Linked DNA regions of Homo sapiens: regions 2 and 3 are each linked to region 1. A link is a loop called in an ENCODE intact Hi-C map of the cell type or tissue named here. Cell type or tissue: Caco-2. All regions are shown on one strand. Each heading gives the region's core, and the rest is flanking DNA. Links, peaks and the distances in the headings are about the cores only.

Region 1 (7,681 bases), core at 2,974-5,473:
GAGAAACGTGACTGTTCTGTCAAAAATGGCTAGTTTGTTATTTTTCAAGTTGGAAGCAGTACAGGGCAGAGGCAAAGGCAAGATCTTGGAGCCTGGCAGTTCTTTGCATTTACTAGTTATGTAATTTTTTTTTAGCAAGTTATTTTATTTCTTTCTGCTTCAGTTTCCTCATCTGTAAATTGAAGAAATATACCCACAAGGTTGTTATAAGGATTAAATAAGATAGAGTGAGAAACAATGCCTGTAACAAATCAAGTACTCAATAAGTAGTAACTATTATTTTTATTCAGAGGGAAATAAAATGGCATTTTCCAAATGAGTGCATTATACATACTTTAAATATCAAGAGGACACCTCTGGCTACAGTGCCTCATTAAAATATACTTAACTTTACCACTGGAGACCTGTGTCTCTTCCTGCCCCTACAAATTCAGCAAATCTCCACTTACCCAGAAACCTGGGTTCATTCTAAATTGGATCCTTTTCTCTCCTTCACTCAACGATTGAAATGTAATCACAGCATTGCCATGGATGGCTAAAAACAGTCCAGTGTATTAACTGAAAACTTTTATCATGTAAATATGGATACTAAATTTGTTCTTCAGCATATCAGTATATCAGCAATGAAGAAGTCATTTTTCAGATCTCAAAATTCCATGTAATATTTATAGCTTCTGAATATATTTAAAGCTAAGCATACGAGGGGTAAGAAAAAGTTCCATAAGGGGAGAAAGAAATATGCTAAATGTGTGCAGTATATCTGTCTTATGAGGCTCAAGCATGCTTTATGTAGTGCTGAGAGTTTGTGAGTGAGAGCTAAGCTGCATTTCCCTGGTTGTTCTTTTTAACTATAAAGAAAGGTGATAAATTATAAATGTGCCTGAGTCACCCAAGTATGACAGTTTTAATTTTCATTTTAACAATATGTACAATACCAAATGCATGAAACTCAGTTGGAATGTGACAAGGCAGTAGGGGCTGTTTGGAAGGCGAGGCTGAGAAGGTGAGCGTGCCCTTCCTGCCCATTGGCTCCTGTCCTACAGACATGGGCTTGGGACTGCCAGTGTTCTCAGCATCTTGCCACTTTGTCAGCTTTCTGCTCTATCTAAGATGATAGTTTGTGTGTGTGTGTGTGTGTGTGTGTGTGTGTGTGTGTGTGTGTGTGTATTTTGCATACAAGCCTGCCATGCGAATGGCTCTCAGATCCTTATCTATTTGAATAAAACAAATGCTTCCCTGCTTCATGTTCCATCTCATTTTTTTTTCCTCATTTCCTACAGCTGGTTGTTTGTAATATTCATGATATTTCTTGGTTTCCAGTTTGTCTCTCTTCTCTCTCTCACAAAATAATGCCCTGCCTTTAAATTTTTCCATTTGTGTACTGTCTCCTTTATCATCCCTATTTCTTAAGCTTTCCTGCTTGGAGCATCACTGTCTGATTATTTCAAGGATAACAACTTCCCATCTCTGTATAGAATTCTTTAGACAGGGATATGAGGAGCATGCATTTATAGGAGCTGTGCAATTGTAATGAACGTTTAAAACATGGAAAAAGTCCTGGGTCAAATAAGGTTTACAGTTTGGGATTGGTAAACCAATGAAAGGAACGAGTAAAATAAAGTAACATCAGAAAGTGATGTCAACAATCTTCCTTTTCATTTTAACCTGTTCCATGTGGAAGCTCTGAATACGGTCACGTGGCAGGCTCACGAGTGAGTCATGGGAGGTAAGCGTGGCTGGGAGAAAGGAGGGAGCAGTTACTGCGAGGGTGGGTGAGGATAACACAAGCCTTGTGAGCCAGACAGAATTTAAATGTGATAATCTTTGCAAAATGTTTGTAAAGATGAATAATTATATAATCAATAGATATAATCATCTTTTTCCTCTTACAGGTAAATGCCATTTACAGAAAGCATTCTGCATAATAAAACGATTTCAAAGTCTCATAAGAGAAGCTAACATAACTTCCCTTAATCAATCTAGTCTTCATGAGCTCTACACAAATAGTCCCATACCAAGGTTTTCCTGTATGTCTATCCATTTATAGGGGATAGGGAAGCTTAAGGGAGGAGTGCTGTGAAGAATGTTGTCATTTCTTCTGGACTGCTACTAAGTAAAAGTTATCTTCTCACCTCACTCACCAATTCCTGCCTTAGTACCACAGCAATTATCTTTGCCTAAACACATTAACGGGGAAAAATGTTCAGGCTTTTGGAGAAGAGCTACAAGTGGTGGACGGTGGCCACAGTGAAGAGTGGGGTAACTTAGACTAAACACTATAGGTAAGTTTATCACGCTCTCTCTTTTCCCTTTACTGACTCCAAAGTACTTGTCACTCATTAAATCTGCCTTATCGTCAGTTCTTTCAAACAGGAAGCATAATTTCAGTGGTTGCTTTTCACTGGACATGTGGCCTTGGGCAAATTACTTAACTGTTCTATGCCTTGGTTTTCTCATCTTGGAAGATGTAATATTGGAAGAATAATAATATCTACTTCATGAGACTGTTGTAAAGGTTAAATGAGTTAATATCCATAAAGTATGAGAATAATGCCTGGCACATAATAAGTACTGCAAAATGTCTAGCATAATAATGATTATCATTGTTAATAACACATATGTCGTGTTCAGTGGGAGATCACTATATATAACCATTGTCTAATTCCTCTTCTGGATTTGTGTTCTTTTTAGGAAGTTGTGCATGTCCATTGCAGAATAGGAGGTGATTAGATATGTAGTATCATTACTATTCCAATACTAGCATTTGGGGTGTGAAAGTTGTAAGATTCAAAATAGAGTCACTTGTGTCAAACCCGGGCAAATGGCGCCAAGGAGGATCATGAACGGAGGGATCTCACACATGATTTTCTTGATAACAGGAGCCATCAGAAGAAATTTTTCCAAACTGCAGCTTATTACATGGGTCACACAAGGACAGTTTGCAGCATAAGGACAGCTAGCTGCTTATACAAGAACATGTGCCTGACACAGTCTCACAAGCCCAGTCCAAAACTACAAGGGCCTAACTGTAACTCCAGGATTACAAGTCCTACCTAATAACTATTGACACTCGCCAGTCAGAACTCACCAGCTCTTTTGTTGCTGCCAGCACCAATAAGCTTTCTTCCAAAACCAACGCATAGCCTCCGCCTTTCCCAATAAACTCTAACCTTTTCCTTTATTCTGTGGACACTCCAGAGGCCAATCTGGTCTGTATATATGTCCCAGATTGCAGTCCTACTTCTTGTATATTATTCTCAAATAAAACAATTTTTACTTAAGAGACTCATCTCTATTTTTTATGTTGAGGTTTTAAGTGAGTGGGAAACCAGCAGGCAGTGTAAATGCAGTCCCAGAGTTCCCAGTGGCAACTGTGTTCACCACTCTACTCTGTAGCCTGAGCAGACTGTCACAGAACTGCCCCTGACCAGATTGATGAATATAGGAGAGCTGCTTTCCTGTGTTTTTAGGCTGAAAAACTTCACTCTGTTTTGGACTGTACAGAGACAAGCATGCAGCATTCCCAAACATTGGCAGACTTCTCATCACCTTTGGATGACCTATGACCGATACATTTAGCGAAGAGTTCACATTATTAACTGGATTTCCCACCAGTCATTGTTCAAAGATTGAAATTTCACAAATAAAATCAGAGCCCGATAAAGACATTTTTAGTTACATCACAAAGAAAGAAAACTCTTTCAGCTTTGGGACGGTCTTTGATAAGTTGCATAATGGTCCCACACAGCCTAAAATTAAACTCTCCAAAAGTTCCTACCATATGACCAAACATGAGCATTTAATCTTGAAACTTCTATCCAGAAGTTAGTTCTCAAATAAATGCATCTACAGGACATAAGCAGAAACATGGAAACTGGAGGTAGCAGGTCCCAAAAATCCATAGATTGTTTTAAACATATTTTAACCCCTGCTGGACAGGAAAGGCAAAGCCATTGGCATTAGGTAGAACTGGGCACTAATCTTAGCTCTGACACTTACTAGCTAGGTCATCTGAACCATGTTACAGTTTCCTCATCTGTAAAAGGCTGAGTTGATACCTACTTCAAAGTACAGTTGTTAGAATTAAATGAGTAACGTTTGTATAGCTCCTGTGGCAGTGCCTGATATATAACAGCTATTCAGTAAACGTTTATGTCTGCCTAACTTGTTGCTCTGCTGTTAGTTGGGACCTGAACAGTGGGAGCCTTGGCCGGGTAGTGACATACCTGTGTCTGCAGAGCCTGGGCCATTCAAACATCTCAGCTGATGCTCACGGAAATTACTCTCACTTGTGCTCCAACTTCACTCCAGTTCCTCCACTCTCTGTTGATTTTTGCTGCTGACCTGACCCTTACTTCTTGGCATTTGAACCTGACTTCATACCCTGTATACCAACTAGGTTCTGGTATTCTGTCCACATTCCTACAAGCCCCGGAGGCAGGGCTTAGCTTTGTACTTCTAGGTTGGTCCTGATAGCACATTCCAGTCCTATCTCACACAGCTCAAAGACTGCCTTGCTAAAACAAAACAAAAAACAAAACACCTCACACTGAAATTTCATCATCTCTCCAGGAATAGAGTTTCTTTATTGTGAAAGATTCTTTCTCAAAATGGTTTAGTGTGCTTCGAGTTTCATCTCAGGTATTATTTGCAGTGGTCCCAGCAGTAAGCCTGGCTTATCTGAGCCCTGGTTTATGGCAAGCCTGAAATGAAATGAGAATGTCGGGTTTGGGAGAGACAGGTCCCCAAACCAGAGGAATGACAGGAATGTTCACATGGGGACACAAAGCCTGCCTGATTAGAAGGAGGGAGTCTGGAGAGAGTGGCCAGGGTAGTTTACATGGGCAGAAAATGACAGATGTCAAAACCATAAAGGTTCAATGAGAGTGGCCAGGTACGTGGAGCAGGCAGGGTCAAGGACACCAAAGCAAACAAAGACAGCAGATGCAGAAGTGAGAGTTGAGTCTTGAGCTGCTGCGAACTGCAGTGGGAGGCAGGGCTCGTGTGGGGGTGCTGTGGGAAGCAGGGGCCTTCCTCACTCATCAGGAACACAGCTGTCTGCCCCTAAGCCACAGCCCTCAGCTTTGGGAGGATAATTTCTCACAGCAGTGCTGTATCTATCATAGCTGAATTTAAAGAATTTGTGGTAAGTGATCTTAATTGAACTGATACCCTTGAGATGTCGCATCACCTTTAAACCAATGGACATCTGAAAGGAAAGTACATTTTCCTAATGTTGTGATGGAATGGATTGCTACTGGAGACTGGCTAACTAAATGGGTCCAAACTCTCATAATTTTCAATAGAAAAAAATAGTCTGATTTAGAAATAAAATCACCTTTAGCATTTCTACTAAAATTAAAAAAAATTACAGAGTCCAGTTGCTTCTAGATATGTCTCTTCTCTGTAAACCACAGTTCTACAAGAAGCAATCTTTGAGAGTAGAGAGCTTTATCCTAACGGCCAACCATAAAGACAGCTAAATAGAATATTTGAAATAGAAATCTGCGAGCACTGTGAAAGAGTACTTTTTGTTTTTTAAAGGTAGTCAACTTTGTTCCTCCCTTACAGAAGATACAGTTGGCTGACCTAAATTGACTAAGTTCTGAGAGAATCATATCGTTAAAGAAAGTAGAAGTCTGGCCCATAAAGTCCTGTGATTGTTCAATCCCTAAACGAGGTCCCCAAAGGAGTGTTTCTCTCTGTCTCACCTCACATGTGGCTAAGGAGAATATGGGCAAGGAAGAACCTCCAGAGAGGAAAGTTAGAAGCCATGGAGGCCAATGGCCAAGAATGTCCACCAGGGTCTAAGCAGAGGGCATCAACCCCTAGAAGGGCAGGGAGGCTGTTCCTAAGTGATACGGTTTGTATATTCACTCCTGCCCAAATCTCATGTTGAACTGAAATTCCCAACAGTGGAAGTGGGGACTGGTGGGATATGTTTGCATCATGGGGGTGGATCCCTCATGGCTTGGTGCGTCTTTGCAATATTTGATGAGGTCTCATGTGATTTGGTCATTTAAAAGTGTATGGCACCTTCCCCCATTCCCTCACTCCTGCTTCTGCCATGTGATATTCCTGCTCCCGCTTTACCCTCTGCCATGAGTAACAGCTCCGAGGCCTCCTGGGAAGCTGCCATGCTTGTGCCTGCAGAACTATGAGCCATTAAACCTCTTTTCTTTATAAATTACCCAGTTGCAGGTATTTCTTTATGGCATGCAAGAACAGCTGAATACACTGAGCAGCAGGCTTTCATCACTGGTATGGATCAGGGACTACTATGTGTTTCCCTTTCTTTCTTTTCTGAATGGGAGATTATACTGCATTATCCTATTACTACACTAACACTATATAGGGGGACTCTGTGGGCAAAGTCAAGAATCTTAACTGTTTACACATTACCAGCACAAAAGAGCTATCTCAGCTCTTGTTGGAAAAGCCAGCACATGACTTTGTGCTGGATGCAAAGACTGAGTGGGATTTTGAAAACACATAGTTATTTGGCTATTTGGGGTACGAACTCAGATGAGGATGCCACAGACTATTTTCCAGCCTCCCTTGCAGCTAAATGTGGCCATGTGACTGAATTCTCACTGATAGAACGTGAGCTGAAGTGATGTGTGCAACTTCCACATCACTTAAGAGGGTTGTTTGCCCTTCATTTCTGCTCCTCCATGCATAGGGACACTGGCATGGCAGTGACCTCACTTCAACCATGAAGATGAAGTTGATTGAAACACAGAAGAATAGGGTCTTGGAATAACCTAGTGCAGCAGAACCAACCTACCAATCTGGACTACTCATTCTGAATTGTTAGGTCATGAGAAATAAACTTCCTTTTTTGAGGGGTGGCGGAGATGTTTTGGAGTCTCGCTCTGTCACCCAGGCTGGAGTACAGTGGCACAATCTCAGCTCACTGCAACCTCTGCCTCCTAGGCTCAAGTGATCCTCCTGCCTCAGCCTCCCGAGTAGCTGGGACTACAAGCAGGCACCACCACACTTCGCTAATTTTTGTATTTTTAGTAGAGACAGGGTTTTACCATGTTGGCCAGGCTGGTCTTGAACTCCTGACCTCAAGTGATTCTCCCACCTTGGCCTCCCAAAGTGCTGGGATTACAGCCATGAGCCACCGCACCTGGCAGAGAAATAAACTTCTCTTAGAGGTAAGCTTCTGTCACTTTTGATCTCTGTTGCAGCATATATATCCTCCTTCATCCGAATGCATAAAATTATAATTTCAGAATGATTTGATATAAGAAAATCATTACTTCTAGAATAATTTGAATTGGAAATTTCATTTCTAGGTACCATAAGATCATTTTTCTAGACATTATAAATTCTTAGGTCTGCAGCCAATGGAACAGAACAGAGACCTCAGAAATAACACCACACATCTACAACCATCTGATCTTTGACAAACCTGACAAAAACAAGCAATGGGAAAAGAATTCCCTATTTAATAAATGGTACTGGGAAAACTGGCTAGCCATATGCAGAAAAGTGAAACTGGACCCCTTCCTTACACCTTATACAAAAATTAACTCAACATGGATTAAAGACTTAATGTAAAACCCCAAACCATAAAAACCCTAGAAGAGGCCAGGCACAGTGGCTTATGCCTGTAATCCCAGCACTTTGGGAAGCCAAGGCGGGTGGATCACCTGAGGTCAGGAGTTCGAGA
Region 2 (7,681 bases), core at 3,150-5,649, 160 kb after region 1:
AGCTAAATGATTTCTATAAAAAAAGGACTTCCTGAAAACTGTTCCCTCTCTCATGTTCTAACACCAGAGAAATGGTCCTTAAGTGCTGGTGAAGACAGCCTGATAATACAGCAAAGGAAAAATTATGCAAGTCTAAAAGACTAAGGGTTAAAATGTAAAATGGCTTAATATGCCTAGTATTTTAGGCAGTCTTTTTTTTTTTAGATATGACACCAAAAGTATGGATGAGAAAAGAAAAAAACCGGATTTCATCAAAATTAAAACTATTGTGCTATAGTATTTCAAAGGACATCATCAAGAAAATGAAAAGACAACCCAGAGAATAGGAGAAAATATTTACAAGCCATCTATCTGAAAAGAGTTTTGTATATATAACATATAAAGAATACTTTAAATATACAAAAAAATCCAATTCAAAAATGGGCTAAAGATTTGAATAGACATTTTCTCCAAAGAAGATATTCAAATGGTCAACAAGCACATGAGATGATGCTCAACATCATTAGTAATTAGGGAAATGCAATCTCAAACTACAATGAGATATCACTTCACCACCATCAGAAAAGCTAAAACAAAAAAGACAGACAATAATAAGTGCTGGTAAGAATGTAGAGAAATTTGAACCCTCATACATTGCTGGTGGGATTATAAAACGGCACAACCACTTTGGAAAACAATTTGTGAATTCCTCAACACACAAAACATAGGGTTGCCATATGACCCAGCAATTCCATTCCTAGATACATATCCAAGAAAAATAAAAACTTATGTCCACACACACAAACGTGTACATGAATGCTCACAGCAGCATTACTCATGATAGCTAGAAAGTAGAAACACAAATACTTACAAACTGATGAATGAATAAAAGATGGTATATTCATACAATAGAATATTACTGTACAGTAAAAAGGAATAAAGTACTGATGCATGCTATAACAAGGGTGAACCTTGAAACATTATGCTGAGTGAAAAAAGCCAGTCACAAAAGACCACATATTGTATGCTTAGATTTGTATAAAATGCTCAGAATAGGAAAATCTATAGAGACAGAAAGTAGATTAGTAGTTGCCTAGAGCTAGTACGTTGGAGTGGGGGAGTCTGAAAAGTGACTCTAACGGGTGCAGGGATTACTGAGGGGATGAAGAAAATGTTCTAGAATAAAATGTTCCAGAGATTGTGGTAATGGTCACAGAACTCTGTGAATGTACTAAAAACTGCTGAACTGTATGCTTTAAATAGGTGAATTTTATGGTATGAGAATCACATCTCAGTAAAGCTGTTTAAAAAATAATAAGCAGGTTTCATCAAAGGTCAATTCTGTGCAAAATGTATGTTATTAATAATAAGTTCATTTTTAGTTCATCTTTGTTATTTTTCTAGGAAAAGTTAATTTATTTCTAAAGGTCATTCATAGGACACACTAGGGTCCCCTGGGAAATGAAAGTGTTGCACTGGAGAAAAGATGTCCTCATTTTCTCAGTTGTGGATCCACTGTCAAACACTTGTTGTCTTAGCTCACCTGAGTCAATCCTGAACAAGGCATATTTAATTTGAGAAGCCTCATTCCCAGTAGCAAGTAAGGTCTAAGAGTGAGCCTTGGTATCCTAGGCAATTGTGTAAATTTAAGGGATCTACATCTGGAAGAAGCCATAATATTCTCCCTATTGCATCAGCACCAGAGCTCCTTACCCCACACTCTTTCCTAAATATGGTAAAGCTTTGGTTCACTTCTCTACCTGGGGCTGAATCCTTGACCTGATCTCCATTTCAGGGACACTGACACTCTCCTTAGCTCTCATCATCCATCTCCTGAAAAATCTGGACATATGGCTGAGCCCTCAGCTGCTTCATGGGGTTCTCTTCAGAATGGGACAGGTCTCCCAGGACCATGACACAGCCTGCCACATGCCACCATCCACTCATCATCACCACTTAAGTGTGTCTGCCAAATTTAGAGGAATGGAAGGGCAACCAAGGGCTTTTTAAGAAGAAAAAATAGCCTCATGAATAACTGCAAGTTGATTTTCAGTGTTAAAACTGTAACGTGTATTTATTAGATCTTCGCTGGCTTTCAACATCATTGTTGACTCACAAAGTTTACTCTCCAAGCTGCAAATCATACTGTCTGCTGTTGTCTCCAAGTTTTGCAAATATTTGAAGTTACCCAGAAAGGTATTGAATGTATTCTTGCCAAACTGGCAGCCTACAAACTCAATTTTTCAGTTTTGCAGGAGTCACACATTCATTTTATGTGTGATGACCCTAGACACCCTTAATATATTTGTTAGGCTCAACTAGGTAATGAGAAAGACAGAAAAATTAATCGTTTCAATCAACATAACCCTCAAAAAAGTAGAATCAAGGTACCAGTAATCTATCCTTGCTGAAAGCCATTGCAAATTATTATTTCATGATCACTAGAATATGGCAGTAGACATGAAATGGTAAGAGAAAGTCATAGTTAAGTTTATTAATAATAAAGTTTGTCTAGTTTCATTTCACCACCATGGCTATATCCAAGCACATATGCAAAATTAAACTATCAATCACCTGCTACTTAAGTAAAACCTAGGACAATAATTCAGGTATGTAAATGTGAGATTAAAAGAAGGACATCTGGAGAGCAATGTGTAATAATGAAAATTCTTCACAAACATTTTAGGGAGCAGAGATGCGGGGTACAATTATTTTGAAAGAAAGAAAAAATTATTTCATTTTCTGGGTAAGCTTCAACTGTCAACATTTGCCAAGAATTTGTGAGCAAAGGACTGTCTTTCTACTCTCCTTTCTCGTCTTCATTCCTATAGCATCCTTACGGGACATCTTTGGTCCTCCAATCCTTTATCTCTTAGTAAAATCATTTTATGTCTTCATTATTCATAGTTGAAATATATTATGACAATCCTTTCTCAATTAAGAGTGAAAATGTTACAAACTGAATATGGATGAACAACTTTAATGTTACTATTGTGAGTTGTTTGCCCACATTTAAAATGCTCTTAGCTTCTTTTATATAACTTAAACTTGTGTAGTTATTCTTAATGAATTCTTGAGACTAATTTGGCTCCTGGAAACTCAAAAAAGTTTAATTTGTTTAAACTAAGATGGACTGAATACTGCTTTTCTAAATACATCACTTTTTAAAATCCATGACGGAGACTGGCAGGTTGGATGGATTTCTGCACTGGGGTGTAACCAGGTTTCACCAAGTCCGGCCTCAACTCTACCTAAGCTTTCAGCTCTAGCTTTTATATATATAATATTTTAGTAGAAATGGATTTTGGAGCCTTTACTAAAAGTATTTCAGGATTCCCAAAGATTTTTTTGTGATTTCAAATAAATAAGGTGATTAACGCATGTTTGTCCCAGATATTTATACTCTCCTTCCTCAGTCCCCCCACCCCCACCTCAAAAGAAACCTGCCACATTTTAGCTTCACTGGTTTCCTATTGATTTAAAGTCTGGATTCTTAACCTAGAACTCTCATGGACTTAGGAGGTCCAAAAACCTGAAAATTTGTAAGCAAAATATATCATACTGTGTTTGCATTTTTTTTTTTCTGGGCAGAGTGACTATGGCTTCCACCTGATTTAAAAACAATTTTTTTTTACTTCAATATGTTAAGAACCACTAGTTTAAGAGAATATAAGAAAAGGCTCTGCAGGAAGAAGAAAGTACTCAAGGAAAATGATTTTTCTTACAGGGGTTTTCTCACGTTGGTACTTATCAGGGCACATTACATCATACTAAGAAGACAAACATCCTAAAGAATTTGGACCAACATTGGTGCTGCAAATTTGGATGTGCTTAACTTAAATTCTACTATAACACTGTCTACTTAAGATTATTTATGAAATATAATGCATGCAATTATTTCTAAAATATCTACAAAATTAATCTAGCAGCTTTATCTATTGAGCCTGTGCCCATAAATCAGAATGTGATTTTCCATATCAAGCCTTCAGGAAGACAAAGAAAGATAAATTTTATTATTTAAAAAATGCATGTCACTGAGGGAGAGTTTATAAAACCACAGTAATGACTGGCTGCAGTAGTGGTGTGATTCCATGTGGACCTCAGAGAAGAGAACTAAATCATTCAGGACTTCCCCATTGCTTCCATATGCACAGTCATTTCTCTGTAACTGATACAAATGTCTCTGGGAGAAATACAAGATGTCAGAAGTATTTCTGACTGACCTACACTCAATTAGCAATTACTCAAAGGTCAGTCAGAAAAGAAAGAACTACATCAACACCTGCTACTTATAAGGAAGCAGTTAGAAAGATGAAAAAGATAATGAATTCTTTCTATATGGTATCATATATTAAGAATTTGTGATGTTTTCTTAAATATCTAATGTTGACATCATTTTCTCAAGCATACTAGGCACAAACACAATTATGAATGTAGGAAAAAAATCCTTCCATTTTGTTTAAAGGGCTACCACAGAAATAAAGCAGTAGTGTTCTCACAAAGCTTTGTGCTGCATAGTAAGTGCTGTGATTCTAGAACTCTCACATTTATTTTTCATATAAATTTTTAATGCCTCTATACAATACATTTATGTAAAATGGAAGCTCCCTCTAGTGGCAAAAGAAGCTTTATTTTGGATTTGAATAGCTGCTTCCAAACCACCCTGATTATATCAGCGATTCTCAAACTTTTTGGTCTTAGAAGCTTTTGTTTCATGTAGGTTTTATTTATTACTATTAACCATATTAGAAATTAAAACAGATTTTTAAAAAATCATTCATTTAAAAATAGCAAAAATGAACTCATTCCATGTTAACACATAACATTGTTATGAAAAATAACTGTCCTTTCCAAGCAAACAAAAACTGCAAGAAGAGATAGATTGTTTTATATGTTTGAAAAGTTCTAGTGTCTGACATAATAAATGACAGCTGGATTTTCATAAATGCTTCAGTAGTCAATCTTTTGCAAGATGTTTTGGTTGATGTATATTTTTAAAAGTTAGCTCTCACATAGACATAGAGTTGAAAAAGAAAGGAGTAATTGAATAGCTTTTTAAAATAGCTGTGGGTATTTTTCTTTAATACTACACCAAAACTTGACAAGTAATCATTTCTTAAAGATTAGTTGCAATGTGAAATCTGAAACCATATCAATGTACTCTATTACATTAAAATTCACTGGCCTATCTTTCACTTTGAATGGATCTCTTACTAAGCATAAATTTTACCATCATGTACTGGTCATTTTGAAAATATTGCACTGAGTTCTGCAGTTCTCCTAAATGTTGACATATGTCATTATTTAAAAATCATATTCATTAATATCACCACCCACCTCATCAGGAAAGTCTTTACATATTCAGAAGCAGTCATACTCAGAGTGGCATATACAATTTTCTAATACTTTTTTCTAATTCTAAAATTCAAGCTTTCAAGTAAAAGTTCAAATTTGAAAACAAATATTGTCAGTTGTTCTTTTGAAGTGACAGACTCACTATGTTATTTTTCAGAAAATGCATGTGAAATACCCAACTATGAATAATAGCAGCTTGACAGTTGTTCTTTCAAGTAAACATGATGTTCCATGAAAAAGTGGCTAGTTCAGCTAGCAACTCAAAGGACCCACATGAACTTTTCCTCAAGACTGCCCTTGTGCTTGGGTATGCAGTAAAAGTATCTTATGTGTACTTTTCATTTCATCACACAGATTATTAAAAAGACCATGCTCAAAAGTTGAGATTTTTACTGCTTCATCAAGGACACTCTTAAGAAAAGTTGCCTTCTCCTTCTCCTGTCTCTTCTCCTTCTCTTCACGTGAATATGTGGCAGTAAATAATACAATCAGTCTAGTGCCACTTAGATTTGATTCATGCTAAGGCACCAGCATCTTACTCACCACTGATTTTTGCACCATCAATACAAATCTCAACACAATGAAACAGACAAAGAGCACCTTAATATTATTATGGGACTCTCTTGACAGTGACTAGAAGATTTCAGGGGTCCATGGACCACAATTTGAGAAGCAGGATTGACATAATACACTGGACTACATAATGTTGAACTGAGAGACCAACTGGTTGGCATCTTGAATTAACAGACATAAACACTTAAGTTCAGAAAGTCCAAAGTCGCATTCCTGTACAATTACCATTGCATTCTGCCTCTAAGAAAGTGCTTTAAATTCTGGGAGTCTTTGCCTGAATGTAATTTTTTAAATAATTATGACTATTAAAAAATGTTCAACATATCCTTCTATTCTCATAAGGGTCCAAATTTCAGTTTAGTTTTTTTTCTCATTTATTCAGGGACTATTTAAGGCAAAGCTTCTGTAAATGAAATATACATATATATATATATATATACACACACACACACACACACACATATATATATATATAAAATATATATTCTTCATTCCTACAGCATCCTTAGGGGACATCTTTGGTCTTCTCATCCTTTATCTCTTAGTAAAATCATTTACATATAAATTATTACATATATATAATCTATAAGCAAATAATTTTTTCACTGGATTACAAATAGTATATAATTTTGACCTAGAATATATCTCAGAGCCAATTTTGAATTATAACATTACTAAAACATTGTTTTTTAGTGCTCGATATTATATTTATAGTAATTTTTCTAAAGTGTTTCTATATTTTAGCTGTGAAGTGTTATACATCAATGCAATTCTAGACTAAAAACATTCTCAATATTCTACAGGTTAAATAAAAAAGACACCTATGGATTGCTCTATAAGACACAGGTGTGGTTGCTATAAAAATAGCTATATGTGAAAGATACTATTTGAGTACCCAAGTTAAATGAAAGTGTATCAAGTGCTTTACAATCCAGAATCCAATAAGTTTAATAAAAGGATTAAGAAATCTAGTAAATCTTACCTATTTCTGATCTAGCTAGAAATCTGAATAACCAAGAGACTCCCCAAATGCTAAATATTTATTTCCTTCTTAAGAAATACATATAGGACATACGATCACTTATTTTTGTCCATTTCAACATCTATTTCTCCTGAACTTTGTTCTGACCACCTCAGTATAGGCAGTAGCAGCAGCGGGTGAAGGATCATGGGAGAACTGTGCACAATTAACGACAGTAGCAAGGGCAGCATGAACATCTTACTATATTCACTTCAAGCAAGGACTTCCAAATCATAATTAGAGAAAATGTGGATTTGGATTCCTTTATTGTTGATACAGAAGGCCCAAAGCCTTATGTTGTAAAACTGCAGTTTCCAAACTTTGTAGGCACTAAGAGGAAATTTACAACTTTGATTCTGAAACCTGTATGAGATTACCTAGGGCAGGTTTGCTAGGACATCCTCTTAGTCATTACTCACTTTACTAGTAGTTCATAATATAAAAGGCATTTCTCTGTCCTTCATGAGAAGAGCATAGGATGCCACCTTTGAAGTATGTATAGCACAAATATCCTTACTGTTTTTTTTTTTCCATCTAGTAATCTATTGAAAATTACACAGGGATTTGTGAGAACTAGGATAAAACCTAGTTTTTTTTTTCTTTAATAAGAAATGTCTAAGAATTTTATTGTTGTATTGCAATTTCATATAGAAACTAGGATAAAAATTGAATTCCTTGATGTCGGTCTAAAATAAGTTTCTGGAGAATCATGATAAAAAATAATTTTGATATTGAAGTGTGTATAAAGTAATG
Region 3 (7,681 bases), core at 3,150-5,649, 51 kb after region 1:
AAGATGACATGAGAATCAAATTCTATGAGAAGCAGTGGTGAGGCAGGTAATTCCTAGGCTTTGAAAACGAAACAATGGATGCTGGCTAAGTGGCAGAGACTTTATCTTCATTTCTGTTTCAGCATTAAGTTGAGTGAGGATAATCCTCAGGCAAAGTCAAATATCCATATCATCGGTGCCTTGCAGTGTCCGAAGCTGGGGCTTGACAGTTACTCTGGGCTGTGTGTGGAGGGAACTATTTTCTGAGGAAATGTTTGGCCCTGTCCACCGTGGTCCTCCTGGCCCACCTCCACTCTAGATTCTATTGACCATCTTTGAGGCAGACCGCTTGATTAGATTCCTTAGTTTCTGCAATCAAAATTTAACCCTATTTTCATTTAATTGATCATGAAGACATATGTATCTCCCCAACACGGCATTTAAATTTCAGTTTCCTCCAAAGGTTGTTACCTTGAATTCTGTTGGCAAATTATTCCCCAAAGCCAAAGGTAACATATAAATTTTAATATTTTATAGAAACAGTTATCTGTTCTTCAAGAGAGAAAATATTTTTCTGTTACTAACTTTAAAATTGAATGTGTCATGCAATCCTTATATAAGAAACAACATAATGAAATTAAGCAACAAAATGGATGTTATTTTGAACCAGGGTTTTAAAACATGGAGAAATGTTTTTCACAGGGTTTTCTATCACTTTCATTAAGTGGAGGGCATGGAATTATAATAATTTTTGAAAGCATTTTTGTTGAGATTTAATGTATGCATATAGATTTCTAAGTAACTTGATGATGGTTGAGTGTTCTAAGCACTTTGCAAACAGAACTCATTTAATCTTCTTAATAACTATAAGATATAGATACCTATCATCCCATTTCACAGATTAGAGAACTCTCTCACAGAGAGGTATCTTTCTCAACATTACAAAGCTGTTAAGAGGCAAGAGTACAAGGCCAAACCTGTCTATTTAAGGTGCATTCAACTTTGTTTTGCCTAGCTTTTTTAAATTTTATTTTAATCACCTCTTCCACCCAGGTTTTTTTGAAGGAATTTGAATAATGATACATTCAAACTTTACAAAACAAGGCTTTGTCTTGTCAAAATTACAAGACAAGAGCCAACTGTCCTGTAATTCTAAAGTGTCAATTAAAAAGGCAAGACCCAGGAAAAAGGGTGGCACTCCATTTTGGAAAATTTAGAAGACTCAGAGGGAGAGCCACAGATTATTCAGCTAGAGACCTCAGAACTATACAATTTGGGGAAAATTGGTCCCAGAGTCATAGCTTCTACCCTAGGGGTATAAAGTAAAAAGAAATAAGATACTGTAACGTCAGTCAAAATATATATAGACTACCACAGTTTCTCTGAAAGATGTCATATTACGAGCTTCTATGCAACAGAAAGTGATTTTACTATTTTCTCCAACTGCTATATCCATGCATTTCATAGAAGGTTATTATAATCTAAGTGTTTTTTTCATTTCTCCCACCTGCCCCCACCTTTTTAAAAGTTTAACTTAATCAGAGCATGGGTGTATATCTGTGGGATTTTTTTCTTCTTCTTCAGGTTCTGTCATGCTATCATCACAGCAGTCTTTATCAAACCAGGACTAAGTGGTTAATATCTTGTTAACTCATTCATGGAGCACTTTCAATTAGCAAACTTCTATTAATCACTAATGGGTGGAACCCTGGAGATGAAAGCTACCTGCTTCATAAGCAGCACTGGTGGAAGACAAACATATGAACAAACACACAGACAGACAGACACACACACAGTGTTATGGGAGCTGAAGAAAAGAAGAGCTATAATTCTGCTTAGAAAAGTCAGGGAAGTCCTCATACATGAGGTGATATAGGAACCATATTTTGAAGGATATGTAGCAAGCCAAAAGATGGACCTGGTGAGTAAAGTTTATTATTGATAAAGAGAAAACCTCGCAGAACACAGAGTTTGGTGTGTTTGGGGACTACAATGGCTGTGGTAGAAGCATGTATATGCAGCAGTGTCACATGAAGGTTAAGACACTAAACTTTGGCATCATTCTCCCTGGTATGAACCCTGGCACTGACCTTGAACAAATTCGTTATTAATTTCTTTGTGCCTTAATTTCCTTATCTATATAATAGGAAAAGAAACAGTACCTAAACTGTAGGGTTTTTAAGGGTTAAATGAAATAGTACTGTAATGCCTGGCACATAATAAACACTTAAAAATGTTAACTATCAGTATTATTATCCCCCAAAGACAACTACTTCTTGAGTAATCAATATTACTATTATGAGTGAAATTTCCTCCACATGTGTCTTCACACTAACAATAAGCAATATTAGATTATGGTTATACATTCCTTTGGACAGGTACTCTCTTCTACAAATCAGAAATCTATTCCTGGGGGCAGCTTCCAAGTCATATATTCTGAATGATGTCTGAATAGCTGTTTCACAGCCCATCTAAGCATTCAGGTCTCCTAAATTATGAAGTAAGTTGATAAATGGGCCTATAAAAATAAGTGCAAGGAACATACTGTCACTAGGTACCTTATGTACATACTTTAGGAGGAGACATGTATTCATCAAGATACATGAAGTTTATCTTTTGAAGAGAAGAGAATCATATTGAAAGAAACAAGTTATCATTCGTGCTGGAAAACTCAGAAATCAATCCTCTAATTTCAACTGATTTGAACACAGATATCTTTTGCATTGACTAAATCTGGGCATTTGGATGCAAGAAAGACCTGAAGAAATTAATTTCCTAAAAGCTAGCTCCCTTTAGCTGAATAATATTAAATAATTATGATCACTTCGTAAATAAAAATAAAATTCTAAGCCCCCCTCCAACTGGATGAACGAACTGTTGGCCAAAGGGACATCAGAGAAACTCTGGAAACTGAGTTCCTGGCCATGACAGGATGGGAGGTCGGACACACTTTGTCACGTTGTAGTCTCTTTGTTAACTGCCTTTAGGCTTTCTTATGTAAGGGCTAAACAGAAACCAGCCCTTTCAAAAGACTCCACTGCTATTTCAACCAACTGCCTGATTGCTGGCCCTCCCTTTTGTGGTTTTGGCACAACAGCCAACCAGCATTTCTTCTTGATAAAGGAGCACTCACCATGGAGTGGTTCAGGCTAGTCTGTGGAGGATACACAGTGAGGGTTTTCGTGTCCCCTGCTTTACCCTTTGACATCAGAGTGTGGAAAATTCTACCCCTGGATCATGCTAATGCTGCCAATTTTAGAACATGGGTCCCATGGAGAGGCATGAAGCTCAGTTGCACATGGGCAGGTCTCTCCTTTCATGAATATTTATGACTCCTCCTATAGTTTATTGAATATGTATATTTGGCCATCTCATTCAGCATAAAACCCTGTCCTATTTGTCCCACCCTCAAAGCAGTCTGTTTCTGGCATCTGGCCAGAGGCCGTGCCTCCCAGCCTATCAGAATAGCCACCTTGCAGGCTGCAACTCTTTATGAGAAATAAAGCTCTCCTTTCCACTTGTATGAACCTTGTCATTCTTCAGCTGACCTGCTTCAATAGATACCACTGAAAGATACAAAGAAAGTGGGCAGGACACATAACCTTGATATTTAGATTACACATTCCACCACTTTACCCGAGAGTTTCAAGTCATTATTAAATCCAGAGAGCCACTAAGGAACTGCTGTTTGGATGATGTCAGCAGATTTAGAGGGAGCTAGTTCCCCAGAGATGACCAAGTTCCACAGTCAAGAGATCTTTTCTAGTTTTCTAGGTCAGGCCATCTGAGAAAGGGAAAAATGATCATTTTGGTGAAGGGAAGTTGCAGCTAGAGGCAAATAAATCCTGTATGCTGGAGAAAATGAGATATATGAATATGAGTCAAACTGAGGAGCTATAGAGAGACCAGACCCACTGCCCATGTCACTAAGCAGGTAAATGTGTGCATTCAGCTGTTGTAAGCCAATAAAGAGTGGTGAGGTCAGGCTTGGAGTGTGCCTTCCACAGTAAAGGAATGCAAATTAAAAAAAAAAATTGTTAAAGCATTGCACAAGCCACACTAAATACACCTGTGTCCAGGACCAGGATTCTATCTGTTTTATAATCCTGTGGGCTCATGGCCTCTGGCCTATGCTGAGAGGGGAGAAATCACACTGTGGGGCAGAACTGATAATATCATTTGTTAATAAATATGCAATTAGGTAGATAAATGGAAGAAATAGAATTTATAGGTGTATGTCCTCAGGAAGGATAAGAGTGAACTTCAGTTGGAGAGAGGAGAAAGAGGGAAAGTGGTCAAGCAGGCAGTTAGGGTGGGTCCTTGGTTGAATTCTTTCAAACAAAAGAATAGCCTGAAAAATCAGCCTGCAGGCACAGATAAGGGAACTTGTACAGAAGGCCTTGTCTAAGACATGCCCTCAATGGAAAATTCCATCCTCTAATACATGCACAGTAAGGGGAGCAAAGCAATATGGAGTAACTCAAGCTAAGGGCCTGTATGCACACTAGGAGAACAGGAGTGGAGCTACCAGAAATTCGTGGCTTATGCAAATGAGACGCCCAGCCCTCTTCAGTTTCTTATAAAAGCCTTTGCGTTCAACTGTAAAAACAGCAACCCTCTTCTGGGCCCCCTCTCCATGACAGAGAGCTTTCTTCTTTCACTTATTAAACTTTCGCTCCAACCTCACCCTTTGTGTCCACACTTCTTAATTCTCTTGGTTGTGAGATGAAGAACTCCGGGTGGTACTTCACAATGAGACACTGCTACATTGTGATGCATTGGCGAGACTGTAACAGTAAGATCTACATTAAATCAGGGAAATTAGTATGGGGGTCTATATTCTGTAGCTTTGCCAGTTTGTTCTTAGGATTTTCTGTTTTGCCTATGAATTGGGGTGCAGGGAGACGGAGTTGAGCAAAAAAGCAAAAAGATCTTTCCATACCCGTCCTTCCGCTGAGTGGGGCTTTTGTAAAAGAATGAGATATTACAACCTTATAGTAGGTTCTTTTAGCTTACTTAATTTCTTTGTGTTTACTCTTTGAAAGGGCAAACAGATAATGTACTGCCCAAATTCTAATGACAAAACCAAATAAACAGGGAGCGGCCCTCGTGAAGTCTCCTTCATTACTTGCCTAAAACTCAATTATTAGCATCATTGTAAGCACCTCTTAGCCAGGCTGGAGCTCCACAAAAAAAAAAAAAAGACCTAAAATTCCATAGAAGTAGAGTCTTAGCCTAGGAAGTAAGAGTCACTTGATATGGAATTTACAATGTGTGATGATAATAAGCTATATGATTATTTTTTGAAGTTACTGTTTCGTTTAATGTAGTTTTGAAAGATTTTGTTTTTAAAGGAGGGGATTTGGTGTTATTAGGAAGGAGAAACTAAAGTCCAGGCAAGTTTGTAAATGGAAAAAAAAATAAACATTGGGTGAAAAGAGCAATGATTGAGGAAAGAATGCTATTGAAGGGTAAAGAAGTAAAGATGCAGTGCTGTCTTTTTGGTAGCTGTTGCCTTGAAAAGACAAGATAGGTTTAGCTTCAGGATGGAGACAGCCCAAGGCCCCAGGGCTCCAACCAGTTGGTCAAGAACCAGCCATTTTTGTTAAAATGAGAAGAGACCTCTCTATTCCATGGAACAGTGTTTTTTCTTTCTTTCTTTCTTTTTTTTTTTTTGTTGTTTTTAATGAGTACTTTATTTTTTGAATAGACAAATAAATGAATGAACTGCCACAAAATCACTTACCAAGTTCTTGCACATATTTGGTCCTGTTCAAGACTATATATTCTGTATTATTGATATTTGTTTGTTTTGTTGTCAGTCCCATACAAATTTAATAACTGCACCTTAAAAACATTTTAATATCTCTTAGGTTTTGATGACTTCCCATATACTCTACAATAATTCATTGTAGTCTAAAACGTTTTCCAACTATTCTTACATATTTATCCTCCAGTTGAATTTTATAATCATTTGTCAAATTTAAAAAATCTCATTGTATATATATTTATTTTAATTTCCATTTTTATTTAGATTCTGGGGTAGATATGCAGGTTTGTTACAAGGGTATATTGTATAATGCTGAGGTTTGGGCTTCTATTGATCCCAACACTTAGACAGTGAATATAGTACCCAACAGGAAGTTTTTCAGCCTTTGCCCACTCCCTCCCTCCCTCCTTTTGGAGTCCTCAGCATCTACTGTTCCCATCTTTGTTTGTGTGTACTCAAGATTTAGCTTCCACTTATAAATGAGAATATGTCATATTTGGTTTTATGTTTCTGTGCTAATTTGCTTGGGATAATGGCCTCCAGCTGTATCTATGTTGCTGCAAAGGACATTATTTCAAAAAGGTAGAAATGCCAGCTCCCTTAGATGAGAAAAAATCAGCACAAGAACTCCAGCAATTCAAAAAGTCAGAGTGTTTTGTTACCTCCAAAGGATCACACTAGCTCCCTAGCAATGGATCCTAACCAGATTGAAATGTCTGAGTTGATGGACATGGAATTCAGAATCTGGATGGCAAGGAAGCTCAAGGAGATCCAAGAGAAAGTTGAAATCCAATCCAAGGAAGCCAGAAAAGTGATCCAAGATTTGAAAGATAACATAGCCATATTAAGAAAGAAGCAAATTGAACTTTTGGAATTGAAAAGTTCACTAGAGGAATTTCAAAATACAGTTGGAAGCCTTACCAACAGACTAGGCCAAGCAGAAGAAAAAATTTCAGAGCTCAAAGACTGATCCTTCAAATCAACCCAGTCAGACAAAAATAAAGAAAAAGGAATCTTTAAAAAATGAACGAAGCCTTTGAGATATATGGGATTATACAAAGTAACCAAATCTATGACTCTGGCATTCTGGAGAGAGAAGACAGAGTAAGCAACTTGGAAAACATATTTGAGAATATAATCAATGAAAATGTTCCCAATTTTGCTAGAGAGGTCAACATAGAAATACAAGAAACAGAGAACCCCTGCAAGATATTATACAATTCGATCATTCCCCAGGCACATAGTCATCAGAATTTCCAAGATCAACCCAAAGGAACAATCAGAGTTAATGCAGAAAAATAGGGAATAGGTTTAAGGTGCAATTAGCACCTTCTGTTCTACACATCGGCAGAGCTGACACAGAAAGTGATTCACCAGGTTGTATGAAGAAATTCTGAGAAAACTCTGTAAATTCACAAAATTCAATGTACAATTAAATAAACTAAAGAAATAATTGTGCATAGTTGGAAGCATTCTATACTGATTGTGGACTTTACTTTGTAAATCATGTGGTTATAAGTAGAAATGAGAGATTAATGGAAATATCTGCTACTTAGTACAAGTTTTTTTTTTAATAAATGCATTAGATAATCACAGGTTGTATGCCTAATTCTCATGATGACCAAACATCTGTTTATGACATATACACACACACACCTCTATTCCCAGGTGTAGCTACCTAGAGACTCAGTGCCCTCGAGCAGTGAATTGGCCTATAAAAGGTTACTTTTAGAATCACAAACATTTTACAAACTTAAAATATCACATATGATTTTCAAATAGATACCAAGGCACTTCCAAGACATAGGGCAACTGTCTAGAAGTAGAACTGAGGGAATAGTGGTAGGGGTAAAAATATGAAAGTCATAAAATATTGATGCCATTATTATGAAAGTGATAAAATAGAAATATATAATGTTTATGTTTTAACCA

Evidence for each region. Peaks named below come from ENCODE experiments on the same cell type or tissue, not always from the same donor. Only the 100,000 strongest peaks of a DNase experiment are listed, where the experiment ranks them.
Region 2: a loop joins it to region 1, with 5 times the contacts of the local background. A loop is called at or near these places in 3 of 110 quality-filtered maps.
Region 3: it touches region 1 in a loop (7-fold over the local background); 2 of 110 quality-filtered maps call a loop at or near these places.

The regions. Positions count from the first base shown.
Region 1 is chr6:114,140,740-114,148,420 of GRCh38, forward strand. All of the region lies in intron 3 of HS3ST5 (heparan sulfate-glucosamine 3-sulfotransferase 5), which reads right to left. The region is part of intron 6 of HDAC2-AS2 (HDAC2 and HS3ST5 antisense RNA 2); the gene reads left to right. It overlaps LOC124901383 (a long non-coding RNA gene), which reads left to right and starts at 2,209. Exons shown (of 2, transcript XR_007059718.1): 1 at 2,209-2,282; 2 at 2,880-3,281. In Caco-2, for the core only: no CTCF peak of the experiment used is centred there; DNase peaks (open chromatin) are centred at 4,432 and 4,832.
Region 2 is chr6:114,299,912-114,307,592 of GRCh38, forward strand. All of the region lies in intron 1 of HS3ST5 (heparan sulfate-glucosamine 3-sulfotransferase 5), which reads right to left. The region is part of intron 9 of HDAC2-AS2 (HDAC2 and HS3ST5 antisense RNA 2); the gene reads left to right. Among named protein-coding and RNA genes, the nearest start is that of HS3ST5, 39 kb to the right of the region's middle. In Caco-2, for the core only: CTCF peaks have their summits at 4,577 (motif pointing left) and 4,781; no DNase peak of the experiment used is centred there.
Region 3 is chr6:114,191,487-114,199,167 of GRCh38, forward strand. The region is part of intron 2 of HS3ST5 (heparan sulfate-glucosamine 3-sulfotransferase 5); the gene reads right to left. All of the region lies in intron 8 of HDAC2-AS2 (HDAC2 and HS3ST5 antisense RNA 2), which reads left to right. Among named protein-coding and RNA genes, the nearest start is that of HS3ST5, 150 kb to the right of the region's middle. In Caco-2, for the core only: no CTCF peak of the experiment used is centred there; DNase peaks (open chromatin) are centred at 4,035 and 4,325.